4 separate regions of the Homo sapiens genome follow, and all the other regions are linked to region 3. The links are chromatin loops, found by intact Hi-C in ENCODE. Cell type or tissue: heart right ventricle. All regions are shown on one strand.

What was found. A loop is a pair of places that touch in the nucleus more often than their neighbours do. Peaks named below come from ENCODE experiments on the same cell type or tissue, not always from the same donor. Only the 100,000 strongest peaks of a DNase experiment are listed, where the experiment ranks them.
Region 1: a loop joins it to region 3, with 11 times the contacts of the local background. A loop is called at or near these places in 72 of 110 quality-filtered maps.
Region 2: a loop joins it to region 3, with 6 times the contacts of the local background. A loop is called at or near these places in 46 of 110 quality-filtered maps.
Region 4: a loop joins it to region 3, with 4 times the contacts of the local background. A loop is called at or near these places in 46 of 110 quality-filtered maps.

What each region holds. Positions count from the first base shown.
Region 1 is chr11:61,512,166-61,520,165 of GRCh38, forward strand. It overlaps SYT7 (synaptotagmin 7), which reads right to left. Exons shown (of 13, transcript NM_001365809.2): 13 at 1,549-6,566. The coding sequence ends at 6,462. Among named protein-coding and RNA genes, the nearest start is that of LRRC10B, 7.4 kb to the left of the region's middle. RefSeq lists an enhancer at 676-1,289. In heart right ventricle, CTCF peaks have their summits at 4,941 (motif pointing left) and 5,164; a DNase peak (open chromatin) is centred at 4,945; H3K4me3 peaks cover 563 bases; H3K27me3 peaks cover 1,023 bases.
Region 2 is chr11:61,634,723-61,642,722 of GRCh38, forward strand. It overlaps the pseudogene RPLP0P2. Among named protein-coding and RNA genes, the nearest start is that of DAGLA, 42 kb to the right of the region's middle. RefSeq lists enhancers at 3,873-4,373, 4,413-4,940, 5,994-6,519. In heart right ventricle, a CTCF peak has its summit at 3,882 (motif pointing left); a DNase peak (open chromatin) is centred at 3,879; H3K27me3 peaks cover 1,346 bases.
Region 3 is chr11:61,442,415-61,450,414 of GRCh38, forward strand. SDHAF2 (succinate dehydrogenase complex assembly factor 2) reads left to right here. Exons shown (of 4, transcript NM_017841.4): 4 at 3,527-4,319. The coding sequence ends at 3,657. It also overlaps the pseudogene RN7SL23P. Among named protein-coding and RNA genes, the nearest start is that of SDHAF2, 16 kb to the left of the region's middle. RefSeq lists an enhancer at 3,928-4,675. In heart right ventricle, CTCF peaks have their summits at 3,935 (motif pointing right) and 4,139; a DNase peak (open chromatin) is centred at 3,947; H3K27ac peaks cover 3,684 bases.
Region 4 is chr11:61,624,257-61,632,256 of GRCh38, forward strand. It overlaps the pseudogene RPLP0P2. Among named protein-coding and RNA genes, the nearest start is that of SYT7, 47 kb to the left of the region's middle. RefSeq lists enhancers at 1,908-2,470, 2,471-3,031, 4,387-5,368 and a silencer at 3,901-4,195. In heart right ventricle, a CTCF peak has its summit at 4,065 (motif pointing left); DNase peaks (open chromatin) are centred at 2,644 and 4,075; H3K27ac peaks cover 1,774 bases.

The sequences.
Region 1 (8,000 bases), 70 kb after region 3:
CATGATCTTGGCTCACTGCAACCTCAGTTTCCCAGGTTCAAGCAGTTCTCCTGTCTCAGTCTCCTGAGTAGCTGGGATTACAGGTGTGCACCACCACGCCCGGCTGATTTTTTTGTATTTTTAGTAGAGACGGGGTTTCACCATGTTGGCCAGGCTGGTCTCGAACTCCTGACCTCAGGTGATCTGCCTGTCTCGGCCTCCCAAAGTGCCGGAATTACAGGCGTGAGCCACTGCACCTGGCCCAAGGAATTGGGTTTATTTAGATCTGATGCTGCAGCTCAATACTTCATGCAAGGGGTTTGTTTACCTTCCTTTCATGCAAATCTTAGACACAGAAGCAGCAGGGTGCAGAGGCAGCCATGGTCACCTGCAATAACTGCTGTCATTAGTGAGCTCAGGTCTCCTCCCTCTGTCTGATCTGTTTCCCTGTACCTCCTCCCCTGCTGCTCTCACCTGAGGACTCTAGGTTGGGGCAAAGTCCTGGCAATGAGTCCCCCGGGCCATCCTGAGGCACTCAGGGCCTTACCCTTTTGCTTTGTCAAACGTGGCACCCGCAGCCATGACTGCTTGCCAGCTGAGCAGGCGCTCCCCCAGGGAATGGGAATGGGCTCTGTCCCTGGCCCTGCTACTCACTTGCTCTCCACCCTCAGAAGCCAGTCCCTTCTGGAAAGTTTGAGTTTGGCTAAATTGGGTGCTGATGCTACAGAGCACGATTGAGGGTCTCTGTCTCCATGTGAGTAGGGAGGGAGCTAACTGCCAGGGAAAACTGGGTGTCACGGCTCCCCTCGGTGATGGAGATAGCACTGTATTAGGAGTCCTAGCATTCCCCCACCCACAACTTCCTGTGATTCCCACTTGGCCTCTGGGGAGTAGGGGGCAGGGGAGACTGGAAGGGACGCTTGTAACAATGGGACGGGATGGATGGGCTGCCTCTGCGGTTCCCCACATCGTCCTGGGGCAGTCAGAGGTGGGCAGGCCATGGGGGAATAGGGCAGGGAAGTTCTGCAAGAGTCATGTTTGTACCAGGGATTCAGGGGCAGAGGCCAAGGGCGCTGGTGGTCAGAGCAAGAAGCTTCCTTCCTACTGTGGGAACCAAGTGGAGGGAAAGGCAGAGGAGGCGGCAGGGCAAGAAACAGGGTTGGGGGGGGTGTGGGCGCGAGTGACTCACCCGTAAGCGGTGTGAGGACTCCCAACCCAGTGCTCACTGTGTCACAGAAGAGCTGCTTGGTCCCTGGCTGGCAGTCAGGTCTGTGAGTGGAATGGAATGGCTGAGAACTGCGCCTGTTCTTGAGGCCCCCGCCCCCACCAGCCTCCAGGCAAGCAGCCCTGCTGGCCAGTGTGGCAGCAGAGACCCAGGCCTGGAGCCTTTTCTAACCTTGTGAATGCCATTCCTCACCCCCTTCCCACCCACCCTCATGGGACTCAGGAAAGTGGGAGAACAGGTTCTTGGAGCTGGGGGCCCTACCCAGAAGTCCCTCCCTGCCTCCCATGCCACCACACTGGCTTACTCAGCCATCTGTCCCAAAGCTTCCCCAAGACACCTGGCGATCTTGTTCTGAAGATGAACGTTTATTAGCACACCTGGGCGTGCCACATGGAACATGTATGCAGACAGGGATCCCTGCCCAGGGGGCTCACAATCTACACAAGACACGACACATACACGCAGGACACAGACACGGGGAGCGGGGCGTCTTCACGGGAAACAGATGGTCTGGGGAGCCACGAGCTGGGGCATCGGCGTGCTCAAGGCTTGTCCTTCTGGTTGTCTTTGCGTGGGAGGGAGAGGAGCGCAGGACGTAACCCAGGACAGCCTTCCAGAAAGCAGCAGTATCCAGGGGGGGACTCACAGGAGAAAGAAAACACCAGAGGGCGGTGGTCCCAGGTACAGGGAGGGGTGGGGGAGCATCTCAGAGCAGGCATGGACGAAGACAGACCCAGAGAAGCAAAAATGGAGGAAGGCAAAAAGTCCAGGGAAGGGCCCGAGCCAGTGGCAAGGGACTGCCCCCTGTGCTGGGCCTGAGCTGTCTCTGACTTCAGGCTCAGTTTTCCAGGGCTGCTTTCATGGAGAGCGCCTGAACAGAAGCTCTGGCCAAGGGAGCCCCTGAGGCTACTTACCTGACCCCGGGGCTTCCTCTGATCTCTGGAACAGAGATCAGAAGTGATATCTAAACCAGGTTGTGGGAAATGAGGGACAGACAGCTTTGGATGGGGTACTTAGTGCAGCTCCGGGAGGCAGCTGCTGGCCCCAAGTGCTGGGAGCAGAGGGCGGATGGGATGGCCCGCTTCACTCCTGGTGGGGGCAGGGGCCAGCAGGTGGACACATGACAATGGGGATGTGCTCGTTCCTTTTGTGCCTGTGTCTGAACCAGATGTAGCACCTTCCTTCTGAAGTACCCTGAGAGCTGCGGGGGCTCAGCTTCCCCTGGGCTGGGTGGGGAAGAAAGGGCAGGGGATGGGGATGGTTATTGCTTTGTTGTGGCCAGAAGAAACAGGTGGAAGGAAAGAGCTTGCCCAGGGCCACAGAGGCTGCAGAAGGGATTACAACCCAGCTTCCCACACCTCAGGCTGGAACCTGTTCTATTGAGTGGAAGAGACTTTTCTAATCCTAAAGAATGAAACTAGAAGAGGGCTGAGAGAAGCCGCAGGTCCAGCCAACAGACACAGAGCTCATTGTCTTTCCTTTTCCCACCTCAGGGACCAGGAAGGAGGCGCTGGCCTGAAACTACAGTGGCCCCATGGATGGTGGTGGGAAAGCTGGAGCGTCCCCCTTTGGTTTGTCTGAGCTGCCTTGGAGGGTGGCAAGTGTCCTCTGGGAACTGAGGGAGGGGACGTCAGGCTGGGTGACCCTGGAGGGCACCCCTGAGGCCTAGAGAGGACTCTACTCCCAAAAAGCCTTGTGTCAGGCCTGATCTGGGAGATGTAGCTGCCTCTCTGCTTTCTGGGAAGCCAGTGGGATCATATTCTATAGAGATCTGAGGATGGCTGGACACTCGGGAAGGGCCTGGTCACCAGTGAAGTCAAATCCCAAAGGTGACACACTGAGGGGAGGCTCAGCCCCGGGGCCCCCATCCCCTTCACCCCACTGCCTCTGCCCCCAGGGAGGTGAGGGAGGGCTGGGACCCACGGAGGAAACAGCCAAGGCCCTACTTTTTCACGATCCTTTATTAATCAGAACAGGCCTTGCCACAAAAAGCAGGGCCCATTCCCACAAAAATATGATTTTGCAAAGAGGAAATCTTGCTGGCTTAGAGGGTATGTGTGGTGGAAAAATTTTGTATGGTTCTTTTTTTCCTGTTTTTTTTTTTTCTTCAGTTTTTCTTCATTTCTCTTCGCTGCAAAATTTTTTTTTTTGTGATGGTGGGTTTTTGTTTTATTTTTTATAAAACACTTGCACTCAAGAACATACAAACAGTGGCCACCAATCCCCACCCCTGGGGCTCCGGGGAGCCCCCCTGGCTTGTTTGTGGCTGTTTTCCTCTGTCCCTTCCCTGGCATCTGGTGCCAGAGGGCAGGTGCGGGGGTCCTGGGGCGGGTGGAATTTGTACAGCACTTTCATGGGGAGATGGTCACAAGAAAGGAAACCAGGACAAGATAAGGACTAAGTCTAGGGCACCCACAAAGATGGCAGACGAAGCCCATGAAAGGGCCTGCGACAGAGTGAAGAGACGGATGGGCCTGCGTTGGCCTCAGCTAGCTCTGGAGGCTCTGTGGGGGAGGGGCAGGTGGGCCTTGCAGTCAGGATTCGGTAATTACACTTTGCTCACGGGTAGCACCTTCGGAGTCCTCCTGCCTTGACCCCCAGGTCAGGTGATGGTGGCCTCACAACCTCCCCTATGAGGTAGGTGAAGTATTATTACCATCATTTTACAGATGGGGAAACCGAGGCCCAGGGAGTGCGGGTGACTTGCCCAAAGTCCTGGGATGGTGGCAAGGCTCCGGTGCCCTCCCCCCACCCTCAAGTTCCCCCATTCTCTGCTCTCCTATTGCCCTAGACCGCCCCCGCCCCATCCCATACCACCCTTACCTCCCGTGCTAGCCTACCCGGCCCTCGGCCCACCGCTTGCCGCCCCAACATAGCATCCCAGAGCTCCACCTGCACGTGGTGGTGGTGGGGCGCTGGGGAAGCCCAAGCCTGGTCGCTAATGTGCCTGGGTGGGGTCTGGTTGGGAAGAGACCCCTGCCAGGAGATGCTCTCTGCATAGGATTGGCTAAGAGCTCTGTGGGCGGGGCTCGGGAAAAATGGGGAGCCGTTGCCCCGCCCACTCGATACAAGTTGGTTGGATCCCCAGGGCGAAGGCGCCTGGAAGGTGGGGGCTGGCTCACTGGGCGGTCTTCCGCGGGGCAGGCGGGTGGTGGGGGGACAGGAAACCGAGGCGGATCCAAGAGAGGAGTGGAGAAGGGCAGATCCCCTCCTCCGCTCAAGACTTCCCACCACACTCTCTCCCACGTCCACGAGGCCTCGGGGTCGCTGCCCTCCCGTCCCGGCTGGGGGCCGCTCCCCAGCCCGCCAAAGAGGAGGATGCAGTTGGGGCCGACCCCATTTTAAGCAAAGCTACAATATAGAAACATTTGGATTTACAAGGAACGTGGGTGACTATTTGCTTTACATTAGCATTCTTCACTCTACAAAACGATTCACCTACTATGTATGATGTTCCTCCAGATCCCAGGGAGAGGAAATGGTGGGGGTGTGCGATTTAATTTCAGAAAATTTCGGTATGGGCAAAAGGCGACCCGTCTACTGCAGCAAGCAGAATGCTCAGCTCAAGGGGAAGCCGTTCGAAGGAAAATGGTTCCCAAATGCCAATGGTCTCCCCACGCCCTGGATGTGGGGACCCTATCCAGAGTCCCCTTCTTCTCTTTGGGGTGTCACAGGCCCATCCAGAGTGGAACTGGGGGCTAAGACCACGGCCACAGACTGTGGGGGCCTGGCGCCACCTGGCGGTAGTTCTGGGAATGTCAGGCCCAGGCTCGTGGACCCCCAGGATTGGAGGCTTTGTCACCAGCTGGGTCTTGTATCAATACCAGGACCAGCGTGGGGATGAGAGGGCTTAAGCAGGGATCAGCCTGAAATCTGCCGTCTCCAAGGGGAAGCCAGTTTTAGTCTCATCAGTGGCCGAGGCAGAGAAACCACAGCTTCTTTGTGTGTGGCAACCTCAGAACTCACAGAATCCTGGTCTTTTCCCTGCCTCCTTTCCCTGCACTGTGAGTGAGTCGGGCAGAAGGAGCTGCTCCCGGGGACCAGGGAGTGGGGAAGGGTGAGAAGACAGTCCTGGAGAAGGTCAGGTGATGGACGATCAGAGACCACGCACGATGAGACGGAATGAATGGAAGGTCTACAAGCATTGGGGGATGGAGGGGTGGAGGAAAGAAGGGTGGAGGTCTGCACAGGCAGGGAGAGATGAGGAAGGGCAGGCAAGCTGGAAAGCATGGAGAATAGGGCAGATGTGGCTGCGTATGAGGTGTGGGAAGCTGGCGGGGGGTCTTTTGATGAAGGAGTTAGGGCAAAGCTAGTCGGGGCTCGGGACCCCCTGAGAAGGAAGGGAGATGAGTCCTGGTGGAATGCTATGCACACAGTAGGTGCCTAAAAGGTGTGAGTCAGTGTTCAAGAGATGAAATTGCTGAGGAGGGAACTACTTCAGATTCTGAGCAGAGGGGGGCACCAAGGGGAGAAGGGGAGGAGACGGGGGGATGGCAGGAGGCAGCCCAGTTCTCAGCCCAGCTCCAGCAACTGCAGCTCTTCTGTTTCTGACCTCTGCCTCACCCGACCCCACTCAGCCCTATGGGCCTCTCCTCTCACACCCCCGGCCTCCAACCCTGCCTGGCCTTCACAAAACCTGCCTTCTCTGTATAGTCCTCCGCATTTCCAGGCCTCTGTCCCCACGCACACACACAATGGACACAACACGAGTACAAAGGGCCACAGCTCCAGGACCCAGGAGCGGGCTATATACTATCCTCGACATTCAGGGCCCAGCCGGCACCTGAAACTGCCCTGGGGATGGGCCTCTCCTGGCCAGGCCGGGGCCAAACGCCTCAGCCTCCCCTCCCCGGGTCCACATCGGGGGCTGGAGAGGGAGTGGCCTCTCTCCACTCCAGGTGCTGCCTTAAAGAAAATGGGGGACCATGCCCACCTGGCGGGCCTCTGGAGGGGTCTGCCTGTCTGGCCGTCTGGCTCTCGAGCTCCCCCAACTTCTTTAGTATTAGTAAGTCAGGAAGAAAAGGGGCAAAGCAGGAAAATGCCTCCCAGAGCCCCTTCCCCGGAGCTGGACTGTGGGGGATGGGGCTGGTACTTCCTAGAAACGGGGCCCAGTTGAGTCCTGGGACCCCTCCCTGGCTGAGCCCTCAGGGTCCTCCCCTCCCTATGGCAGGGGGCTCAGGCCGGGCGTTGTGCATAAAGTGGTGAGGGCATGATGGGGACCTGGGCCCTCGGCCCCCTGGGCCTCCCTTGGCCCCACTCAGGCCTTCAGCTGGTGCCACTGGGCCACGGGCTGCCGGGGACGGGCAATCATGTCCTTCCAGTGCTTCACCTCCCCTGGCCCGCTCTTCCAGGACAGGTAGATCTGGGGAGAAAGGGGAGACGATGGCATCGGCACAGGCTCCAGGGCACTGGCCCTTTCCCCCACAGGGGTGACACCCCAACTCCACCATGATACCCTAGCCTGTGGCCCCCCAGCCTCCACATGCTGTGACAACCTACCCCACAGAGGCGCTCTCCTCCCTCCCCCAGTCAGCCTGATCTATTTTCCTGGTTGTCTACCCCCACACCCCCAAGCCTGGGCACGCCAGGCCTCTCGGAATTAGACTGCCAACCTATTTTGCAGTGGGGTCTGGAAGGTGGGGTTGGAGGCAGCTTGTCTCCATGGCCTTCCCTGCCCTATCTGTTGGGTGATGTCCAGCCCCCCTGAATTATAATCATTCCCAACTCCTGGGCACTTGCTACATGTGAGTACTGAGCTAGGGACTTCATACACATAGATCATCAAATCCTACAACTGTGAGGTAGGATTATATGATTATCTCCATTTTTCAGATGGGGAAACTAAGGTACGAAGAGTTAAGAGACTTACCCACAGTCACAGGGTTTATAAGTGGTGCAGAGGGATTGAAATCCAGGTCTTTGGAGCTCTATGCTACCGGCCTAATCCTGCTTCGCAGCCTCACCCGGCTGCATGCATGAATCCCTCCGGAACCCCCAGGATTGGCCCAGCTGACCTCAGCTTTGGGACTTGGGGGTGATTAAGAGTATGAGCATTGGAGAAAAAACAGGTACATGGGGCCTTCTATAGGACACCCGGCCAGTATTCCTTAAGACCGTTAAGATCATAGAGAATGGGAAAGACTGAGAAACTGTCAAGGGCCAGAGGGGACAGGGGAGACATGCCTATTAAATGCAATGTGGTGTCCTGGATTGGATGCTGGGACAGAAGGAGGACATTAACGGAAAGACTGGTGAAATACAAATAACGGCCGGAGTCTAGTTCACAGCAACGCAGTGCCCATGTTGGTTCCTCAAGCTGTGACGAATGTCCCATCAAATGTGAGACGCTAACAACTGGGGAGGCTGCGTAAGGGGTAGATGGGAACTCTCTCTACTATCTTTGCCACTTTTCTGTAAATCTAAAATTATTCAAAAATAGTGTTTTTGTTTGTTTGTTTGTTTGTTTTTGAGACCGAGTCTCACTCTTGTCGCCCAGGCTAGAGTGTAATGGCACGATCTCGACTCACTGCAACCTCCGCCTCCCAGGTTCATGTGATTTTCCTGCCTCAGCCTCCCGAGTAGCTGGGATTACAGGCGCCCGCCACCACGCCCGGCTAATTTTTGTATTTTTAGTAGAGATGGGTTTCACTATGTTGGGCAAACTGGTCTCACACTCCTGACCTCGTGATCTGGGCAAACTGGTCTCACACTCCTGACCTCGTGATCTGGGCAAACTGGTCTCACACTCCTGACCTCGTGATCTGCCCGCCTTGGCCTCCCAAAGTGCTGGGATTAA
Region 2 (8,000 bases), 190 kb after region 3:
GGTGGCTAGGGCAGGATGAGGGCTGCAGAGCCCCTGGGGTGGCCCTTGGCCAGCTGGGCAGGGAGGGGAGGGTCTGTGGGCTCCTCACTAGCTCTGCAACTGCAGGGGAGTTAACCTCCCCAGACTTCATGCCTCATCTATAATGTGCCCCATCTATAATTTTTTTTTTGAGGCAGAGTCTTGCTCTGTTGCCCAGGCTATAGTGCAGTGGTACAATCTCGGCTCACTGCAACCTCCGCCTCCTGGGTTCAAGTGATTCTCCTGCCTCAGCCTCCCGAGTAGCTGGGATTACAGGTACCCGCCACCACGCCCAGCTAATTTTTGTATTTTTAATAGAGACAGGGTTTCCCCATGTTGGCCAGGGCTGGTCTTGAATTCCTGACCTCAGGTGATCCACCTGCCTCAGCCTCCCAAAGTGCTGTGATCACAGGCATGAGCCATGGTGCCTGGCTTACAATGGCTTCTGGTACTGCTGAAAGCCTCCAGAGAGTCACATATCTAAAGTGCCTAGCACCCAGTTCACATTATCACCTGGGCTGGCCAAATCTAAGAGAGGCAATTTACACCGGGCTTCTGTGAGGGACAGGTGAATTATACAGTATATAGGAAAAATATGCAGTGCTGGCTATACAGCAAGCTGTATGTCAGTAACAGGTATTATTATTATTAGGAACAGGGACAGCTACATACTTTGCAGAGCCCAGTGCAAAATGAACATGTGGGGCCCTTGCTCACACATCATGAAGAATTTCAAGGTGTTGACAGCAGAGCATTAAATCAAGCTCTAGCCCTTTGGAGTGTAGGGCCCTCTGCAGCTGCAAAGGCTGCACAACCATGAAGCTGGCTGGGACTGTGACACAGGACACCAGAATCTTTATAATGGGCTCAGCTCTCTGTCCTTGGGAGGGTTGCCTCTCTGTTCAATGCTGGCGATGAGTGAGGCTTTGGGTTCCATACCTCCCCTGGTCTCCAGATTATTCTAGGAGAACCCCTTGTTACCTAGGAACTCCTAATAGCTGCTGCTTGGCCCAGCCCCAGATTCATGTCTGGAATAAGAGAACAGGATCCTTGAGTGTGAGGGCAGAAGACCCTTTGAGATCATCCCCTTCCCACCCCAAAATGGTGAGGACCTGCCAAGGACATGTGGGACCCAGTGATGAGGCAGAACAAAGATCCAGCCTCTGACTCCCAGCCTGGGAGCCCCATCTGGAAGAAGCAGCTTAGGCCTGATGAGGACGCCGGGGCTCCATGGCAGGAGGAGGGTGTGCTGGGGAGGAGGGGTGTGGGGAGGACAGTGCCACACCTGTCAGCCTGGGCTGTCCCTGGAGGAGGGGAGGGAGGAGTTTTTGTTCTCTTGGCTTCTCTGTGCTTTTTTGCAGTGGCACAAATTGCTTTTGTAATAACAGGAAAAAACGATCAACGAACCTTCATTTAAGAAAAAGCACAGCGTTCTCATGGGAACCAAGAAGACAAGCCCTTAATGCAAAGTGTATTCAGAGAGAAGAAAACAAGAAAAGCAGAGACGATTGGATTACAGCAATTGCTCTTATAACTCCTCTCCGCCCACCCCCTCGATGAGAAGCTGGTTTGAAGGACTGAGTATCAAATCCCTACTGAGCTCTGAGGTTCCAGGTGTGGATGGAGTGTGGGGCCCATGTGTGTGTCAGTGTGTGTGGGTGTGATTGTGTGAGCAACTGGGTGTGTGAGGTTCAGGCCCAGTCGGCTTGTCCAGACGCCAGGCCTGAGATGCCCTGGGGGTGCTAAGAGGGGTAGAGAGAAGCCAAAGGAACACAGGCTTTGAAACGAGGCAGAATTGAGTTGGAGTCCCAACCCCACCAACCTCACCTCTCTTCACTCTTCAGGCAGCGTAGAAAACAATGCCTGCCTTTTGCCAGGCATCCTCATGGAAGTGACATCGTCTTTAAACCTGTGTGGCAATCCCTGACGCACCACCGTGATGCCCAGGGAAGACAGGGTGACCTGGAAACCCAACTACTTCCTTAAGATCATCCAGCTATTGGATGATTATCTGAAATGTTTCATCGTGGGAGCAGACAATGTGAACTCCAAGCAGATGCAGCAGATCCGCATGTCCCTCTGCGGCAAGGCCGTGGTGCTGATGGGCAAGAACGCCATGACGCGCAAGGCCATCCGAGGGCACCTGGAAAACAGCCCAGCTCTGGAGAAACTGCTGCCTCGCATCTGGGAGAATGTGGGCTTTGTGTTCACCAAGGAGGACCTCACTGAGATCAGGGACCTGCTGCTGGCCAATAAGGTGCCAGCTGCCACCCGTGCTGGTGCCATTACCCCATGTGAAGTCACTGTGCCAGCCCAGAATACTGGTCTGGACCCCGAGAAGACCTCCTTTTTCCAGGCTTTAGGTATCATCACTAAAATCTCCAGGGGCGCCATTGAAATCCTGAGTGATGCGCAGCTGATCAAGACGGGAGACAAAGTGGGAGCCAGTGAAGCCACGCTGCTGACCATGCTCAACATCTCCCCCTTCTCCTCTGGGCTGGTCATCCAGCAGGTGTTCGACAACGGCAGCATCTACAACCCTGAAGTGCTTGACATCACAGAGGAAACTCTGTATTCTCGCTTCCTGGAGGGTGTCCGCAATGTTGCCGGTGTCTGTCCGCAGATCCACTACCCAACTGTTGCATCAGTGCCCCATTCTATCATCGACGGGTACAAACGAGTCCTGGCCTTGTCTGTGGAGACTGATGACAACTTCCTGCTTGCTGAAAAGGTCAAGGCCTTCTTGGCTGATCCATCTGCCTTTGTGGCTGCAGCCCCTGTGGCTGCTGCCACCACAGCTGCTCCTGCTGCTGCTGCTGCAGCCCCAGCTAAGGATGAAGCCAAGGAAGAGTCGGAGGGAGGAGTCAGACGAGGATATGGGATTGGGTCTCTTTGACTAATCACCAAAAAGCAACCAACTTAGCCAGCTTTATTTGCAAAACAAGGAAATAAAGGCTTACTTCTTTAAAAAAAAAAAAAGAAAAGAAAAAAAGAAGAAAGAAAGAAACAAAGAAAGAAAGAAAGAGAAAGAAAGAAAAGAAAAAAAAAATAAAACAACACTTGCTCCCACGGTTGTGACAGTGGGGTTTAAAGAAAACCAGCAGGCGCCGGGCACGGTGGCTCACGCCTGTAATCCCAGCACTTTGGGAGGCTGAGGCGGGCGGACCACGAGGTCAGGAGATCGAGACCATCCTGGCTAGCACTGTGAAACCCCATCTGTACTAAAAATACAAAAAATTAGCCGGGCGTGGTGGCGGGCATCTGTAGTCCCAGCTGCTCGGGAGGCTCAGGCAGGAGAATGGCATGAACCCAGGAGGCAGAGCTTGTAGTGAGCCGAGATCGCGCCACTGCACTCCAGCCTGGGTGACTGAGCCAGACTCCGTCTCAAAAAAAAAAAAAAAAAAGAAAAAAGAAAAAGAAAAAGAAAAGGAGTAGGCAGAAAGAGCACACAGTAGGTGTTCAACCAGCGTGAAGCTCCCAGCCCCTGACAGTCCACGACAGCCTCAGAGCAGGCAGAAGGAGCACACAGTAGGTGTTCAGCCAGCGTGAAGCCCCCAGCCCCTGACAGGCTACGACAGCCTCAGAGCAGGCAGAAGGAGCACACAGTAGGCATCCAGCCCACATGAAGCAGGCCCCCAGCCCCTGACAGGCCATGACAGCCTGAGGCAGGACCACATGGTGATCTCTAACCTGACCCCAGGGGAGGACAGGAGGGAGGACGGATAGCACCCTGGGAGGCCAGGGCCTGGCGTCCCACCCTGTCACCCTCGTGCCCAGTGTCCAGGGGCTCCGAGTTAGCCATGGCCTGGCGCGTAGCCTTAGGAGAGACCCTCCAGCCATTCGGTGGAGCGTGGAGACCCCTCGTGGCCACACGGAGGACTGCAGCTCTCAGCGTGTGACCTCTCGCCAGCATCGGGGCTGCTCTGCATGTAGCCCTGGGAGAGCTCTGCAAACATTGCTTGAGCTCCTTTTTATTTTATTTTTATTTCTTGAGACAGGATCTCACTCTCACCCAGGCTGGAGTGCAGTGGCACAATCTCAGCTCACCGCAACCTCCGCCTCCAGAGTTCAAGCGATTCTCCTGCCTCAGCCTCCTGAGTAGCTGGGATTACAGATGTGCGCCGCCACGCCCGGCTAACTTTTGTATTTTTAGTAGAGACGGGTTTTTGCCATGTTGGCCAGGCTGGTCTCAAACTCCTGGCCTCAAGTGATCCACTCGCCTCGGCCTCCCAAAGTGCTGGGATTACAGGCGTGAGCCACCGCACCCGGCTGCTTGAGCTCCTTTAAAGGTGCCACGATTTATGCTTGGTGTTATGGACAAAGAAAGGAAGTGATTCCCATCCCAGAGAATCTACCACCGGGAGAGTTACAGAGGCTGGGCCGCCCTATATCTACCTCCCACCCCTGTATACATCCATATAGAAGAGAACTCAGGGTTCAATCAGGGGACCTAGAGCAAGACACCCATTTTCCCATGCCTTGCTCCCCATATTGGCCTTATGGGCGTGGTACCCTGTAAAGTACCTGGAATAGTCCAGAGCTCAAAAATTCTTATGATTATTAAAGGTATAAAAGGACAGGTAAATTGAGGCCAAGTGCAGTGGCTTATACCTGCAATCCCAGCACTTTGGGAGGCCAAGGTAGGAAGATGGATTGATCCCAGGAGTTCAAGACCAGCCTGGGCAACATAGTGAGACCCCCATCTCTATAAAAAATTAAAATTAAAAAATTAGCTGGGTGTGGTGGCACCCACCTATAGGAGGCTGAGGCGGGAGAATTGCCTGAGCCCAGGAGTTCTGAGGCTACAGTGAGCTAGGATCCCGTCACTGAACTCCAGCCTGCATGACAGAGTGAGGCCCTCTCTCAAAAAGGTGGTGGAGGCAGGTAAATTGGGTCAGAGTCATGCTCCCTTGCTCCCCTCCAAGCAGTAGAAATTGCTAATAAAATGCTTAAAACAAGGATCATGATGTGCCAGACACTAGGAGAAGCCCTTTGCATGTAGTACCTCATCTGATCCCTGAGGAGCAGGTACTATTAGCCTGTATGAGGAAGCTGATGCCCAGAGAGGTTTAGGCGATTAGGCTAAAGTGGTAGATTCGGAATTTGAACCCAGGCCCACATGGCTCCAGAGCCCAAGCTTTGGTGCACAAAGCAATGAGTCTGCCTAGCAGCGTCAGAGATGTTTGAACCAGAGCAACTCCATCTTGAATAGAGGCTGGGTAAAATGAGGCTGAGACCCACTGGGCTTCATTCCCAGGAGGTGAGGCATTCTTAGTCACAGGATGAGCTAGGTCGGCACACGGTACAGGTCACAAAGACCTTGCTGATAAAACAAGAGGCAGTACAGAAGCCAGCCAAATCCCACCAAAACCAAGATGGCGACGAAAGTGACCTCTGGTCAGCCTCACTGCTCACTATATGCTAATTATAATGCATTAGCATACTAAAAGACACTCCTACCAGCGCCATCACAATTTACAAATGCCATGGCAACATTAGGAATTTACCCTATATGGTCTAAAAGTGGGAGGAACCCTCAGTTCCAGGAATTGCCCACCCCTTTCTGGGAAAACTCATGAATAACTCACTGCTTGTTTAGCATATAAGCAAGAAATAACCAAAACACTAGCCAACCAGCAGCCCTCTGCCTATGGAGTAACCATTCTTTATTTGTTTACTTTCTTAATAAACTTGCCTTTACTTTACTGTATGGACTCACCCCGAGTCCTTTCTTGCATGAGGCCGAAAAAGCCTCTCTTGAGGTCTGGATCAGGACCCCTTTCCAGTAACAATGGGGCAGCCCATGACTTACTAAGCAAATGCACTCACCTCTCTGGGCCTTGGGGTCCTCCCCATTCAGGTCAGATATTTAGTTTAGTTTTATTTGTTTTATTGTTTTTGTTTTAAGACCATGTGGGGGCTAGTTCCCAGCTCTGGATGCCCATTGGATTCATTAAGTTTCCTTGGTCTGGGTGCATCCTGGACACTGGGATTTTTTTAAGCTTCCCAGGTGATTCTAATGAGCAGCAAGGTTTGCAAAGGGCCTCACAGGCTATGGTACAGAGATTAAACTTTATTCTGCTAGGTGACAAACCAGTGGTGGCTCCTCATGTCCCCCCAGCCCTAGGTCTACTCAGTTGCCTTTTGCTATTTATTAGATAAAATTGACCCCTTGGAAGTAAAAATTCAGTGGGGGATTAGCATATTCACAAGGTCGTACAACCATTACCATCAGATTCCAGAACATTCCATCCCCCCATAAAGCAACCCTGTAGTGGCCGGGCACGGTGGCTCACGCCTGTAATCCCAGCACTTTGGGAGACCGAGGCGGGTGGATCACGAGGTCAGGAGATTGAGACCATCCTGGCTAACATGGAGAAACCCCATCTCTACTAAAAATACAAAACAATTAGCGAGGCCTGGTGGCACGCACCTGTAATCCCAGCTACTCAGGAGGCTGAGGCAGGAGAATCTCTTGAACCCGGGAGGTGGAGGTTGCAGTGAGCCGAGATCGCACCACTGCACTCCAGCCTGGGTGACAGACTGAGATTCCGTCTCAAACAAAAAAAAAGAAGAAGAAGAAAAAAGAAAAATAAAAAAGCAACCCTGTAGTGATGAGCTTCCCATTTCCCCTCCCCCTAGCCCTTGGCAACCCTAACCTACTTTCTATCTCTACGGATTCACCTATTGCGGGCATTTCATATAAATGGAATCATACAATATCTGGCCTTTTTGTGTTTCATTTTTGCTCTTTTGTATTCTTCCCCTTGGCGTAATATTGTCAAACTTCATCCATGTCATAGTATGCATCAGGACTTCATTCCTGTTAACTGCTGAATAATATTCCATTGTATGGCTGGACCACATGTTTAAAATCTATTCATTGGTAGATAGATGGCTTTAAGGCTCTGGCATTCTCTTAGACAAGAGAAGCGACCGAGTTAACACAGGTGGTAGGGCTGAGAGAGGCATCAGAAAGCCCAGACCCTGCCTCTCGAGCCTGCAGGAAGGAAAATCCAGAGGAGAAGGGATGTGGAAACCAACTCCAGGGAGTTCCAAAGGAGCACAACAAGGTAGACCCTGAGCAGCCATGAGGGATGGGCCACACTTGTCCCCTCACCTCCCTCAGCAAAGGTAAACCAGGGATCTGGATAAAGCTATATCCACCAAGCTGCATCATCGAAGTAGTGCCGAAAACACAGAAATAACCTAAATGTCTAACGACAAGGAATTTATCCAAAAAACTATGGCGTGTCCATCCAAGGGACTACCAGGCAGTCAAAAATGATGCAGCATCGACTAACATTTATCGTGTGTGTGTGTGTGTGTGTGCGTGTGTGTGTGTGTGTATATATGGAGTTTTGCTCTTGTTGCCCAGGCTGGAGTGCAATGGCGCGATCTTGGCTCACTGCAACCTCCGCCTCCCGGGTTCAAGCAATTCTCCTGCCTCAGCCTCCAGAGTAGATGAGATTACAGGCGCCCACCACCACACCTGGCGAATTTTTGTATTTTTAGTAGAGATGGGGTTTCACCATGTTGGCCAGGCTGATCTCAAACTCCTGACTGCAGGTGATCCACCCGCCTGGGCCTCCCAAAGTGCTGGGATTATTTATAGTGTTTACTGTGCCAAGCCCTGTTTGCACATTTCACGTATTCTGATGCACTCAACTCTCACAATAATTCTACAGGTAAGTGCTTTTATGATCCTCATTTCACAAAGAGGAAATCGAAGCCGGGAATACTTATATAATTTGCCCAACATTGCACAGACAGACAGCAATAGAGCCGAGATTTGAACCAGGGTCCATTTGCTTAATTAATATCTCTGTTCCGTCCTGTCTCTGAAGGTATAATAAAAAAATATTTACTGACATGAGACAACACTGTTCACAAAATATTGGTGGAGTGAATAAATCGGGTTCTGGAACAGTATGCAGGGTATGAATCAAGACTTGAGGGAAATACGCCAGATTGCAAATCTG
Region 3 (8,000 bases):
CCATAGTTTGTGACGAGGTCTGCTGTATCTTTGTTCCTTTTTATGTGTCTTCTCTTTCTGAATCTTTTCAATATTTTGTCTTTGGTTTCTAGCCGTTTCAATATTATATACATAGGTATTTATTTGATATTTATATATGTAGGCATTTGATATTTATCGTGCTTTTGGGTTCTCTGGGCATCTTGGATCTGTGTTTTCATATCTTTTATTATTGTTGAAAAATTCTCAGCTGTTACCCCTTCAGCTATTTCTTCTGCTTTGTTTTCTCCCTCTTTTCCTTCTAGGATTCTAGTTATACTTAGTTAAATGGTTTAATATTGTCCAACAGCTGTTGTGGGGGTTTTGTTTTTTGTTTTTTTGAGACAGTCTTGCTGTGTCACCAAGGCTGGAGAGCAGTGGCGCAATCTTGGCTCACTACAACCTCTGCCTCCTGGGTCCAAGCGATTCTTGTGCCTCAGGCTCCTGAGCAACTGGGACCACAGGCACGTGCCGCCATGCCTGGCTAATTTTTTTGTATTTTTCACAGAGACGGGTTTCACCATGTTGGCCAGGCTGGGCTTGAACTCCTGGCCTCAAGTGATCCGTCTGCCTCAGTCCCTTAAAGTGTTGGGATTACAGGCGTGAGCCACTGTGCTCAGTCTGTCCAACAGCTTTTGGGTTCTCTGTTTTGTGTTTTTTATTCTTTTTTCTCTTTGTGCATCAGTTTGGGTTATTTGTATTAGATAATATCTATTGACCTGTCTTCCACTAATTCTTTCCTTGATGATGTCAAATCTCATGATGGGCCTGTTGAAACCATTCTGCATATCTGCTACTGTATTTGTTTTTAGCATTTCCATTTGACTTTTGGAGTTTCCAACTCTGCTAGAATTTCTCATCTGTTCATACATTTTGTCTGCTTTTTCCACTGGCGCCTTTAATATTAGTCATAGTCATTTTAAATTCCCTGTCTGATAGTTCTAACATCTGGGTCATCCCTCAGTCTGCTTCTGTTGATTTCTTTGTCCCTTGACAGTGTGTTGTTTTTTTCTTCTTTTGTGTATATGTCTCGTAATTTTCTCATAATTGTATTTATGCTTACAATTGGGGATGCTTCTTCTACTTTACTGTTAGTGTGGGGATCAAGTCAGTGAGTTGGGAGGTAAGCTCAGCTTGGGTTGTTTTTGCTTTGGTTACCTTCATTGCATTACTAGTGTCTAGCGTTAACGTGTGCTTAGAGTGGAAGCTGGCTCTGTCGCCCAGGCTGGAGTGCAGTGGCACCCTCTCGGCTCACTGCAACCTCCACCTCCCAGGTTCAAGCGATTCTCCTGCCTCAGCCTCCTGAGTAGCTGAGACTACAATCACGTGCCACCACACCTGGCTAATTTTTTTTTTTTTTGAGACGGAGTCTCACTCTGTCACCCAGACTGGAGGCAGTGGCGCGATATCGGCTCACTGCAAGCTCTGCCTCTTGGGTTCATGCCATTCTGCTGCCTCAGCATCCCGAGTAGCTGGGACTACAGGCGCCCGCCACCACGCCCGGCTAATTTTTTGTATTTTCAGTAGAGACGGGGTTTCACCGTTTTAGCCAGGATGGTCTTGATCTCCTGACCTCGTGATCCACCCGCCTCGGCCTCCCAAAGTGCTGGGATTACAGGCGTGAGCCACTGTGCCCAGCCTGTGTCTGTGGTTTTATACACTCATGCTAGCCCACACTTGGCTTTTAACAATTCATTGCAAATTTTAGTGGCACAGGCCTGCAGTCCCAGCTGCCCTGGAGGCTGAGGCAGCAGGATCGCTGGAGCCCAGGAATTCTTGGCTGCAGTGCTCTATACCAATCAGGTGTCTGCTGTAAAGTTGGCAACAGTATGTTGACCTCTCAGAAGCAGGGGACCACCCGATTCCCTAAGGAGGGGTGAACCAGCCCACGCTGGAAATGGGACAGGTCGAAATTCCTGTGCTGATCAGTGGTGGAATTGCACCTCTGACTAGCCACTGCAGTCTCCCCTGGGCAACATAAGGCTGGCCCTGTCTGTATTAATTTAAAACAAATTTTTTTGGCTGGGCGTGGTGGCTCACGCCTGTGATCCCAGCACTTTGGGAGGCAGAGGTGGGCGGATCACAAGGTCAGGAGACCAAGACCAGCCTGACTAACACAGTGAAACCCCATCTCTACTAAAAAAAAAAAAATTACAAAAAATCAGCCGAGCGTGGTGGCGGGCGCCTGTGGTGCCAGCTACTCGGGAGGCTGAGGCGGGAGAATGGCGTGAGCCCAGGAGGTGGAGCTTGCAGTGAGTCCAGATCGCACCACTGCACTCCAGCCTGGGCGACAGAGTGAGACTCGTCTCAAACAAAAAAAAAAATTTTTTTAGCTGAATTCCTTTTACCCATTTGTATGATGTCCAGTGTCTCTTCTTCCTGTGCCTGCCACAGGTGAGCAAGTGCATGGCTCTCGTTTCTCCTTTGAAGGGCCTCTTTTTCCTTAGGTTTCGTCTGTTGGGTTGCCTCGTGACCTCAGTTCTCTGATATCTTTGAGAAAAGTCATAATATTTGTAATTTATCTGGCTTTTTCTTGTTGTTACAGTGAGTGCAATATTCTTTCCAACTTTCTACTTTCTTGGGGGAAGCCAAAACCTCTTTGATCTTATGTTGATTGTCACATGAAAACAGAGCCCTCACTAGATGCCAGGCCCTGTGCTGAGTAAGGGAGAATCTGACTTGGTTTTGAGGAATTCTCTCTCCTGGCGTCGTACCTAGTGTTGGTGGAAGGGTAATTCTGGAGCACATTGCCTCGGCTTTGGCAGTGGGAGGCTTTGCTTGTAATTGGCATCTTAAATAAGTGTCCCAAGGGTGTAGAGAAAGGTCAGGGGGAGCAGCACACTGCCAGACCCACTGCCGTAGACTGAGGCTGGCCTTCTCATTCTTCTGACTCAGTGCCTATGTTGCCCGTTCACTGAAATCTGGTTCTTTAGGCTCATGACAGTTCTGTGTGCCTCCAATATCCTTCCAATAAATTCCTTTTTGCTTAAGTTTACTAGAGTTATTAGTTTCTGTCTCTTAAAACTGAGGACCTCTAACTGATAGACAAAGGAGAGAGCTTTTGTTTCAAGAGATATATACATTGCAAGGGAAAACACAATGTCTGGGGAACAATGGAATTGCCAAATGCAAAGCAAAATAGTACAGCCAAGATTGTGCGGGCCAGGGGTCAGCAAACTTGTTCATAAAGGACCAGATAGTAAGTATTTTACTTGTAGTCATATGGTCTCTGTTGCAAGTACCCAATTCTGCTGTCATAACACAAAAGGAGCATGGGTAATATGTAAACCATTGGGAGCAGCTGTTCCAATAAAACGACTTGCAAATATAGGCTCACACAGTTTGCCACCCCCTGGTATAGGCTAACATCGTGTATATTTAGAAGAAGGATGGAGACAGTCTATATATCCATCTGTGGTTCTTGGCCAGTGTTTCGAGTTTTAAGATTCTCATACCTGAGCATTGACTGACTATGGCATAATTTTTTCTGCCCACTCTTCTCTTGCAGAAGCTAAACCAGCCCCAGAAATATTTGAAAATGAAGTCATGGCCCTGCTGAGAGACTTTGCTAAAAACAAAAACAAAGAGCAGAGACTGCGTGCCCCAGATCTTGAGTACCTCTTTGAAAAGCCACGTTGAGCTGTGCTCCACGGCCTGGCATGGGGGTTCAGTCTGTGGATGGTAACTACTTATGATGGACGTTAGCCTTGCTTCCGGCTTCTTAGATGCCCAGCTGCCCTACCCCAGACCACTGGTCCTGCCTCAAGTGATGGACATAACCCTCTCCTAGGACATACATGTAAATGCACAATGTGACTCATTCTCATACTTTTTTGTTCAGCTCTGAGCCTCAAAAGTGATTTGTCAGCAGCGCTGGCATGCAGGCTTTGCCTGGCTGCTATCTCTAGAGGCAAGTCTGCCACGAGAGGGCACTGCAGGCGAAGCAGTTGTGCTTGCTCATTGCCTCAGCCCAAGTGTACTCAAAGAAAAGAGGCAGCCAGCTGTGCGTGCTGTATGGAAAGCCTCCCGCCCTCCCTGCAGCTCCCCGCCCTCAGTGGCCCAGGGCTTTGTTGAAGTGGAACTCCCCACTTCCAACCTGGTATGGCTCCTTCTGCGAAGGGAAGCTGATCCCAGCCTCCTGAGCTGAATCCTTCAAAGGCACAGCAGGCAGAATGAGGGCCACAGGCAGGAGTGGTGTGGGCACACTGCTTAGGAGTCAACATCTTCATCATTGGGCTTTCTTTAAAACGTGCACTTTGTAATTTGAAAGAGAATTATTAAAGCATACTGAAAAAAGGAAATTTACAATTTCCCAGCCCTCACAATTAATTTTAATTTTGTCTATTTTCATATAACCCATAGTCATGTTTATAGAGTTTTACAAGTTCACAATTACAGGTTTTATTTTCATGTAGCACTATAGAAAACTTTCCCCCTCATTCCTACAGTCTTCACAATTAGTTGACTAAATAATAATACATAAGAAATAATATATTAGAATGAATTAGTTAGAAGTGTTTTTAAAAGCTCTAGGGCTGTGTGACTTCTGTGTTGCTAGTGGTGCCCTCCCTGGAGGGGTTTTGCCCTCAGAGCTGTAATCTAGGCAGTAGAATCAGTCACCCAGACTGGACCAGGTGCATCTAAAGGTGTTGACTAGAAGAAGGTCGGCCAGATTTGATGAGCAGGTGGTTGGTGATTATAGGAGCCGCACACAGGGACTACACACGCACATGTTTCCAGCATTGTTGAGCTCCAGGGTTCCTACAGAGCCACCTCATGGTTCCTGCCTGCTCTTCAGTATCCCTGGTGGCTCAGGAGGGAAGGGAAGAGATCTAGCCTTTACGTAATCACAGTTAAGCCTCACAGCACTCTAGACTAGTGGTGTTACCTGTATTTTATACATAAGAAAGTGGGCTCAGAGAGAGGAAGTAATTTGTCCAAGGTCAGGTAGCTATTGAGTCGAAAAAGCAGAATTTAGTATAGCTCAGTCTGCCTCCAAAGCTCTTGAACTTTCTACTAGAACACACTGCCTTACTGCTGGAAATTTAATAGAAGTCTCTGTTTGGGAAAGCTGTGGCAAATAGATGTGACAGTTCTGAGACATGACCTCTGTGTTACATGGTGGGTAGGAATCTGCCAGGTGCTTCGCCAAGTGAGTAGATCTGAACTTGATCACCCAGTGAAGCTTCTGTGAGGAAGCAGCGCAGTGCACTGGTTACACATTTAAATCCTGGCTCTGCTGCTTACCTGCTGGATACATGAATTGACCTGAGCCTCAGTTGCCTCATCTATAAAATGGGGATGACAATGCTTCCTGTCTCAGCTAGTTGATGAGATGAAACACACAAAGCTCTTACATGGTAACTTGCACAGTATGTACTCTAGATATGAATGTCAGCATTTAGTCATAGCCTCAGTCTGAGACTTAAAACCTGTCCCTAACACAAATTGCCTGGCATATCAATGAGGTCACCATAGCTACATCCAGGGTTTCTCATCTGCAGGTCAGAAAGCTGAGCCTATTAATAGAACCACAGAATGTCTTACCTCCCAGTGAAGACGAGAGAGAAAACAGACCCTGGTGACAAGACCTTTGATGGAAAAATCTAGCACTCTCCCCTAAGCAAGGAATGGAAGTGAGACTCGCAGAAGCAGGGCAGGCGAGGAAGGAGACGTCTCCCTGGGAGCTTGCTGAAGACTCTGGCTATTCTCTCGGGCTGCATTTATGTACCCTGGGGAGAATGTTAAGCAGGCCGGGAGTTTATATATAGACATAGATCTGGACTGTACGAAGTGCACATGAATTGGGCGGTGACTTACCCATTTATCCTTTGCACGTTATGCAACAAACCCCAGTAGCCAAGGATGTAGTTGGAACTTTTCTCCCCCTCGGGTTTGATCCCTTCTTATCCTGATTTTGTCTTATTTAACACAATGTTCAATTGCTGCCGCTTTCACCTGGGAATGGCATGCTTCTAGAGGAATTGTTTTCCTCCCAGGCTGCTGGATTGTGTCATCTTTGAAAGTGAAGGATCTTGCTAAGTTCACCTGCTCAGTTGTCAGGCCCAGGGATGCTATGTAAACAGTTTTTCCCTTTATTAGGCATTAAGTAAAACTAGGCCGGCCACAGTGCATTTTTTTAGGAATTAATAAACATATAGCAAGGGCCAGCAGCCCCCGAAGGATCGCTAATGCACAGAAGCTAGACTCATTCCTTTTACTTTGACACATCCCTGCTTACTGACCTCATTCAGAGCCTGTGTGGGGCATATGAGCGTCTGGCCCTGTCCTGACCGACTCAAGTGGTCTTGTGAGTCCTGCACAGGCTCTCCACGTGACACCTTAAATTGGGTCAGGAAAGGCTGTTCTCTTTCCATCGTTTCCTTTTAATCATCCTAAGTCTTAAAAATCCATAAGCCAAACACCTTGTGCTGGAGCTTTCTGTGCCTTAGACAGAGTGTGTCTTTTGGGGGTCATTGTAGAAGCACTCTTACTGGCTTTGAGTGTTATCTGGAGGTCATCTGGTATGTCTTCTGCTCCAGCCAGGGTGGCACCAATACAGACCTGGTTCATATTTTTAAACATCACTGGGAAAAGATTCCGATGGGATAGTTGGGGTCTCTCATTTATCCTTCAGTCCATCTGCAGCTATTTGTGGCTAGACAAAGAGAGGAAGGTTTAATGATAAGCTAAACAGCTGTAGATGGCAAGCAGGTCTGTGAGATTTTTGAGCTGACAGCCCCACTTAATAGTATGTTCTGTAGTATCTGAGGACAGTGGACTCACCATCCCGCAGCTATCAAGTTGATGACACTGATCAGTACCCAGTGAAACTAACTCCTGACACCTCAGTTTCCCAGTGAACCCTCTGGGAATGAGGAGTGGTGTTCGAATTTTCCTGTCAGGGAAGATGGCATTGGTGGGATAGGTGGCTTCAGGCCAGCAGTACTTTTTGTGGCTTAAGAAACAAGTGTTGTTAGCAGTTTGTTAGAGGGGTGGTAGAAAGTTTAAGCTATCCAGGACAACATCAGTCTTTAAAGGAGATGGGTAGATTTATCATCACCTATAGCTGCAAAAGAAGAGTTAAAAGCCTTTTGTTGGATCCCGGATCTCAGACCCCAGATACTCCTTTTTTTTTTTTTTTTTTTGAGACAGGGTCTCACTGTCACCCAGGCTGGAGTGCAGTGGCAGGATCTCCCCTCACTGCAAGCTCTGCCTGGGTTCAAGCGATTCCATGCCTCAGCCACCCTAGTAGCTGGGATTACAGGTGCACGCTACCATGCCTGGCCAATTTTTGTGTTTTTAGTAGAGACGGAGTTTCACCATGTTGGACAGACTGGTCTCGAACTACAGGCCTCATGTGATCCGCCTGCCTCAGCCTCCCAAAGTGCCAAATATTCCTTTCAAAAAGGAGAATGTTTCTTTAAGAAGGGGATTGTATAATCTGTCATGAGATTAGAGTATAAAAGGAAAAAAGTGGGGGAGGGTGGATATATCATTTTCTGTAACAACACATCACAGCATGGAACTTTCAGCAAGTGAGAACGTTAAGATGTACATTCTGTTTCTCAGTGGATTCAGGTGATTTGGCTAATATTTAATAAAATATTCTCCTCTGGTGATGCCCTGGAACACGTGTTTAGGGGAAATAGAACAGAGTAGTTAAGGGGAGCTGTTTAGGAATCAGGCCTAACCTAGAATCCTGGAGCTCCCATTGATTAGCTGGGTGACCTGAAACACATTATTTAACCTCTCCAAGCTTCTGTTTCTCATCTGTGGAAAGGAAAGAAAAGGAACCCGACCTCACAGTGTGGGTATAAGGACTGAATAAAGTCCTGCCCCTGGAGAGCTTAGTACAGCCCCTGTACCCTCAGTAATACTTGGTAGTAACATCTAATAGTTCGGCTTGTTGTGTACCCAGTGCTGCTGAGTGCTTTACGTCATTTCATCCCACAATACCGTGAGATAGGTGCAATGATTAT
Region 4 (8,000 bases), 180 kb after region 3:
CAACCTCCAACTCCTGGGTTCAAGTGATTTTTGTGCCTCAGCCTCTCAAATAGCTAGGATTACAGGTGCCCACCACCAAGTACAGATAATTTTTATATTTTTAGTAGAGATGGGGTTTGACCATGTTGGCCAGGCTGGTCTCGAACTCCTGATCTCAAGTAATCCACCCACCTTGGCCTCCCAAAGTGCTGGGATTACAGGTGTGAGCCACTGTGCCCAGCTGGTCCAATCACATTCCTATATGACTGTCCATTCTTCATCGAACCTTTGCATAAAAAGGTACTGTACAGTCTGGGTATTCATTTCTTTTCCTTTTTCTTTTTTTTGGTTTGTTTGTTTTGAGACACAGTCTTGCTCTGTTGCCCAGGCTGAATGAAGTGCAGTGGCATGATCTCAGCTCACTGCAACCTCCACCTCCTGAGTTCAAGCAATTCTAATGTCTCAAGCCTCTCGAGTAGCTGGAACTACAGGTGTGCACCACCATGCCCAGGTAATTTTTTGTATTTTTAGTAGAGACAGAGTTTCACCATGTTGGCCAGGCTGATCTTGAACTCCTGACCTCAAGTGATCCACCCACCTCGGCCTCGTAAAGTGTTGGGGTTATAGGCATGAGCCACCACGCCTGGCCTGGGTCTTCATTTCCAAAGGCCCCCATGTCATGTAAAACTTTGATTAAATACATTTGTTATGCTCTTCTCTTGTTAACTTCTCTCTGTCTTTTGGTATAGGAGTGTCAGCCGTGACCCTTATGATGGATGAGAAGAGGTATCATGCCTTTTCCACCCCTACACCTGGAAGGAAGGTTCTGCAGCAAGTTCATGAGAGACGATATGTGGAATGTAATCAGAGCATACCTCTTAATACTTAAAAGGTAAGGCCAGGCGCAGTGGCTCACGCCTGTAATCCGAGCACTTTGGGAGGCCGAGGTGGGCGGATCACGAGGTCAGGAAATTGACACCAGCCTGGCTAACATGGTGAAACCCTGTCTCTACTAAAAATACAAAAAATTAGCCGGGCGTGGTGGTGGGTGCCTGTAGTCCCAGCTGCTCAGGAGGCTGAGGCAGGAGAATCAGTTGAACCCAGGAGGCAGAGGTTGGAGAGAGCTGAGATCGTGCCACTGTACTCCAGCCTGGGCGACAGAGCAAGACTCCATCTCAAAAAAAAAAAAAAAAAAAAAAAGACGTATAAAATTCTGAGGTTCTTCTTTCGAGGCTAATTCCTTTCCTGTATGTGCTTAGGTTATGTTCATCTGAAGGAAAACTTAAGAAACTGTGTGGTAAACTATAATATAGAAGTTTATTTTTCTCTCGAGTAAACAATATTTGGAGGTTCTGGTCCAGGGCTGGTGTGGCAGCTCCACAAACATCAGAAACCCAGATCACTTCCTTCTTGTGGCTTGGTCATCCTTAACATGGGGCTTCTACCTCATGATCCAAGATAGCTGCTCCTGCTCGAGCAATCACATGCATATTCCTTTCCAGCAGAAAGGGAGAAGAGGTAACAGGGTGCAACCTGCTGCCTCTGAGTGGCACTTCTTCTTACAACTTATACACATGGCCATACCTGGCTGTAAGGGAGGCTGGGAAATGTAGCTTGTATTTCAGGGGGTTGTTTGCCCAGCAAAAATCAGGGGTTCCGTGGCAAAGAAGACAGAACAGATGTTGGGGAATAGTTATAGTCTCTGGCACACCATGGTATTCCTCCATTCCACGGGGAAAGATGGCCATGTACTTTCTGGTACTCTGCTCCAGGTGACCTTGTTCTTGTATGTTACATGTTCTTGTGTGTTACTCTTTTTTTTTTTGAGATGGGATCTTGCTCTGTTGCCCAGGCTGGAGTTCAGTGGCACAATCTCAGCTCACTGCAACCTCCGCCTCCCAGGTTCAAGCGATTCTTTTGCCTCAGCCTCCCGAGTAGCTGGGATTAGAGGTGTGCACCACCACGCCCAGCTAATTTTTGTATTTTTAGTAAAGACAGGGTTTCACCATGTTAGCCAGGCTGGTCTCGAACCCCTGACCTCAAGTGACCACCTGCCTCAACCTCCCCAAGTGCTGGGATTATAAGGCGTGAGCCATTGCACCCGGCCTTGTGTGTTACTCTTTTTTTTTTTTATTATACTTTAAGTTTTAGGGTACATGTGCACATTGTGCAGGTTAGTTACATATGTATACATGTGCCATGCTGGTGCGCTGCACCCACTAACTCGTCATCTAGCATTAGGTATATCTCCCGATGCTATCCCTCCCCCCTCCCCCCATTGTGTGTTACTCTTAACTCCTCACCACAAAACCAGAACGGCCCTGAGACCAAGACTCAGGTCTCCAGAACAAAGCCCTTAGCCTGACATTCAGGGCCCTTGGCCACTGGGTCTCAGGAACTGCCGCAGTCCCTTGCAGCCTGTGTCCAGCCTCTCAGAGCCACCTGCCTGCTCCATTCCTTGCTTCCCCAGACTGTTCCTTCTGCCTGAATGGCCCTCCTGGACCTCCAATGCCAGGGGCACTCCTATCCAACCTCGAAGAGATTGCTCTGTCAGTGCAGCCTTGCAGGGCCTCGCTGGGGGAGAATCAGAATTCCTTTCTCCTGCCCTCCCTTGGGCTTCCGGAGCCTTCCGTCATCCTCTATTTATAGTTCAAGTCAGGTGCCCCTGGACATGTTGCTGGGAGGGAAGGGCCTCAGCTGGGAGAGCCGGTTCTGTGACCTGCTGGGGAAGGGCTGGGATTTTCCAGGATGCCTCCTCTAGCCCTATAGTCCCCTTGGCTACCTCTGTCTACGGGGAAATGGAGCCCCCTACCTGGACAGCCTTAATCCGGTGCACCTGGTGGCTGCTTGTCTCCTTGGCTTTGCTGTGAGCCCTGGGGCCTGGGGATGGGCTTCTCTCCAGCCCTGGGCCTGCTCCTGCCTCTGCTGTGGTGAGGTGACCTGAGTAACGGGTTGGGTTAGGTGGTCTCTATGTTGGTAGGGGTCTCAGTAGGGTCAGGCTTGCTCTAGGAGAGAGTCACAGTTGCTAGAGTTGAGTATAGAGGGCAGGAACCAGCTGTAACTTTGCAAAGCTCTGTCCTGGGATGCTCGGCTTCCCTCCTGTTGTCCTCCACCTTCCAGAAAGCCCAGCAGGGAGAGATGAGCACTGTGTCCCCAAACTCAATGTCACTGTCACCTCCCCTCACCCAGCCCAGCCACTCCCCGTCAGCTCCAGACCAACTCGGAATACTCGGGAAGGTTGATCCTTCGACTTCCTCAAGCCATTGCTCAACATCCCCCAATCACAGCCTCCCCAACTCCCATCTCCAAAGGCCTCCTTCCTCCCCAGATCCCCGGCTGTCACCATCCTCATTCTTCTAACAAGCTGACAAACTTGAATTCTGAGCGAGCATGACCTGGGGTCTTGGGCCTGAGCCGCAGCCCTCTGCCTCCACCCCATCCCCCACTTACATGCCCACTTTCAGATACAGACACGGACCCTGATGCCAAGGACATCCACTGGCTGAATGCCTCCTCCTGCCCTTTCACGAGCTCCCATGCCTGGCCCTGACTACCTGCACGCAGCCCTGGACCCTCAAGTGACTGTAGGAACCCCCTCTACGAGACTCAGCCCTTTTGCCACCAGTGGGACTTGCAGGCCCAGCTGACCAGCACCTTCTTGCCTGCTGTGGGCCATGTGACCGACGGAATCCCACCACATCTGCCGTGAGCCTCGCCTGAATCAGGACCAAGTTTAGGTTTTCAGAATCAGACGGACGTGACTATGTGACCTGGGGCAAGTGACTAACCCTCTCTGAGCCTCTGACATTTATAGCTGACTCCAATCTGATACATGGGCTCCCCAGGGGCCTGAGGAGGGAAGGTTTGAAACCTCACTCTTCCCTCCCTTGCCCTTGGAAGGTGAGAGCAGGAGGCTCCTTCATGGAGGTGGCTAGGATGGGGAGGGAGGACCAGGAAGCTTCCTGACCTTGCCCCAGGAGCTGGCAGCCCCCAGTCCCACCTTGTCCAGAGATCACTCAGGGGAAACCACTCTGGCTGAGGGATTCAGGTGCTGGTGCCAACTAGGAGAAGCAGTCTAGGGCGCCTCCCAGTGGACACCAAGGGAACGTCTATTCTGGCTGGCCCTTGGTCCAGCCCTGTGATTTTAGCCCTTGGCATGCAGTCAGGCTCCAGTACTGACCCCAGCACCAGCAGTGGCAAATTGCACCTCATTTGAGGAATCTCAGTTTCCTCTTCCACAAAACGGAAATAATGATAACATCACCACACAAGACCACAGTGAGGCTTCCTTCGGACGACCCAGGCGACCCGCCTTCCACACTAATGTTTTCCAGGTCTAGAGAGGCCAGGGCTTGCCTGGGGACCACAGTGAGATGTGGTGAGGAGCCAGGGGTTCAGGCTCTCAGGCTCCTGGTCCACTGCTCTTTCCACTGCTGGGAGGTGCCTCAATGTAACCTTGGACTCTCCAGGCCTATTAACTCCTCCGTGTAGCTCTGGAAGTTTTCAGATGTTTTAGTGCTATTAACATGCCTGTCCCAGGAACAAGCTTACAAATGCATCCAATTAACCTTCTGCCAACAATTCTGGGACGTGATTTCTTTTCCAGCCTTTGCAGGGAGATCTCTCTTCCCATCTCCTTCCTGGAAGACAGAAGCCTTGTGCGAGCCCCTTGTGTGATGTCACCCCAGCTAGGGCCACCGGACGTTGGTCCTCAGCAGGGAGACTTTGGGTCCTCCACCAGGACCCAGGGCTGACCTGCATGGCCAGGCCCCATGGCCTGGGTAGAACCTTGTTTCTGCTCCAGGTAAGGAATTGCAGGGGTGAGGGTGTGTGGAGGAAAGGGGCCTCCACAGTGGGGAAGGGGGCTACAGAGGGAATCCCAGCCCCAGCCCCAGCCCCAGAGGACCCATTTATTTGCTCTCTAACTGTGGTGAAGGGGCCCTTTCTGAAATGCAAGCAGCTCCCGAGTTCCTCTACGGCAGTGTCGGGCTGGTGCTGGGCATTGAGCGGGGCAGGAGAGGAATTCAGCCACGCCAGGTGCTGTGGCTGTGCCGCGGGCTATTTTCACGTAGGCCGTGTGTTCCTCCGGAGGTGGCTGGCCGTGGGGCTCCTGGAATTGTGGGCTGGAGCCCTCCTGCTCCCTCTGGCTGGGTCTCTATTGCTGTAGCCCCTAGAATCACCTCTTACAGCCTTGAAAGGCCCAGGGGGACTTGACTCTGAGGCTAGGAACCCTCGGGTGGGAGGGACGTGTTCATAAACACATGCACACTGTGCCATACTAGCTTTTAGACAGACAAAGACAGAGACTGGGTGACCACATGACCTTCAGGACTCACACAACAACACACACACACACACACAAGGGTGAGGGCAAAGGAGAAGCGCCCAGGCAGGCCCTGGGGGAGGGGGGCGGAGAGCCAAGGGTATGAACTGTGAACAATTAGTGGGAGCCATAGGGCCCCTGGGGGAGCAGAGAAGGAACATGTCCCCCTTCCCGACCGGATGGCCTTGCCCAAGGCCCCCACCAAGCAGTGGGGGGTGGGGCAGGGGGTGGGGAGTGAGGACAAGGGCCTGAAGCTGGTAACCTGCCCCTGGGCGAGATGGCTCTGGGAGGCGATGGAGACGCTCACCCCCTCCCTGCTTCCCAGCTGAACTGGACTTTCACAGTCTCTCTGCTCTTTCCTCACCGCCTCTTCCCACCCTCACCTTTCCCTCTTCTCCCAGCTCACCTAGCCCCTGCCCGCACTGAGGGGGACATAGCCCCCAACACCTCCTTGGCTTTGCAGATGCTATCCCCCTTGCCTGGAATCCCCCTGCTGCCACCGCCTTTTGCCTTCACCCCACTCTCCTGACAAACACCAGCTCACTTGCAAGGCCCAGCTCAACGCCTCTTTCTCTGAGAAGGCTTCCCACCACCTCTCTCCTCCTGGCAGAATTCATCTGTGTTCCCCAGTGCTCCCGGGGCCCTTGCACAGACCTCTGCGGCTCCAAAGGCTTCCTGCTGTAATACTCTGTGCACACAGCTGAATCCCTGACTCCACTCTGCTGAGAAGGTTGTGCTTTTTTCTATTTTGTACCGAGGGCAACGGGAGGCCATGGAACAGTTTCAAAGGAGCTATGCAACAGGATTAAATTTGTGCTTTGAAAGATCACCGGGGCAGCCGCGTGGCAGACGAAGGCAGGGAGAGGACAGAGGCAGGGAGAGGACGGAGGCAGGGAGAGGGTACAGGAGGCTTCTGTCATTGTCCAGAATGGAGTCTCAGCCGTGGAGACGGAGGTGGAGGTGGGAGAGGTGGAAGGATTCCAGAGATATTTGGAGGAAAGCTTCCCCCTGGCCAGTGGTCCCCAAGCCTGGCTGTGCACCCAAATTCCCCGGGCAGATTTTAAAAAAATAGGTTTCTGGGGTCTACTCAAGATGCCCTTAAACGGGATCTCAGGGGCTAGAGCCAGAATCTGTTTTTTTGTTTTGTTTTGTTTTGTTTTGTTTTGTTTAGATGGAGTCTCACTCTGTCCCCCAGCCTGGAGTGCAGTGACGTGATCTCGGCTCACTGCAACCTCCACCTCCTGGGTTCAAGTGATTCTCCTGCCTCAGCCTCCCGAGTAGCTGGGATTACAGTTATCTGCCACTACGCCCAGCTAACTTTTTGTATTTTTTGTAGAGATGGGATTTTGCCGTGTTGGCCAGGTTTTTCTTGAACTCCTGACCTGGTGATTCACTTGCCTCAGACTCCCAAAGTGCTGGGATCACAGGTGTGAGCCACCGTGCCTGGCCCAGGATCTTTTTTTTTTTTTTTGATTATCATTACGAGGCCGGGCATGGTGGCTCATGCCTGTAATCCAGCACTTTGGGAGACTGAGGCGGGTGGATCACCTGAGGCCCGGAGTTCAAGACCAGCCTGGCTAAAATGGTGAAACCCTGTCTCTACTAAAAATACAAAAATTAGCCGGGTGTGGTGGCACGCGCCTGTAATCCCAGCTACTCGGGAGGCTGAGGCTTGAACCTGGGAGACGGAGGCTGCAGTGAGTTGAGAGCCACTGGGTCACTGGACTCCAGCCTGGGTGACAGAGCAAGACTCTGTCTATCATTATGGTAAAGAAAAAACATATAACATAAAATTTATCATCTTAGCCATCTTTAAGTGGATAGTTCAGTATTGTTAAGTATATTCACGCCATTGTAAAGCAGACATCCAGAACTTTTTCATCTTGGAAATCTGAAACTCTATACCCATTAAACAACAATTTTCCATTCTCCCTCCCAGCCAGCCCCTGGCAACCAGCATTCTACTTCTGTTTCTATGGATTTGACTGCTTTAGATACTTCATATAAGGGAGTCTACAGGATCTGTCTTTTTGTGACTCAGAATCGGTAATTTTAAAAAATTCAGTCATCACAGTGGCTCCTGCCTGTAATCCCAGCACTTTGGGAGGCCGAGGCAGGCGGATCACTTGAGGTTAGGAGTTCAAGACCAGCCTGGCCAACATGGTTAAACCCCGTCTCTACTAAAAATACAAAAATTAGCAGGGCGCAGAGGTTCCAGTGAGCCAAGATTGTGCCACTGCACTCCAGCCTGGGTGACAGACTGAGACTCCATCTCAAAAAACAAACAAACAAACCAAAAAAAAAAAAAACCCAAAAAACGAATCCTCAAGTACTTCTGATGCAGCTGGTGTGTGGTCTGCAGTTTGGGAACCGCCATCCGTGTGGCTCAAGCTGAAAGGTACCCTCTGCCTGTCTCTTTGCTATTAGGAGCAAAATCAGATCCTAGCACCCCCAGAACGTGGGGTGGGGGTTCCTTTTGACCTCTGGGGAGAATTTTCTCCTAGACAGGCTCTCTCTCAAAGTCTGCTAGTCAGATCCGGTAGTAACTCCACACCCCACATTATTATTAATTTTCATGACCTACATTTATATCATGTTTTAGATGCTGCTACTCAAAGCGTGGTCTCGCATTCCTTGGAGCTGATTAGAAATGCAGGGTCTCGGGCCACCCCCACGGTTGAATCTGAATCAGCGCATT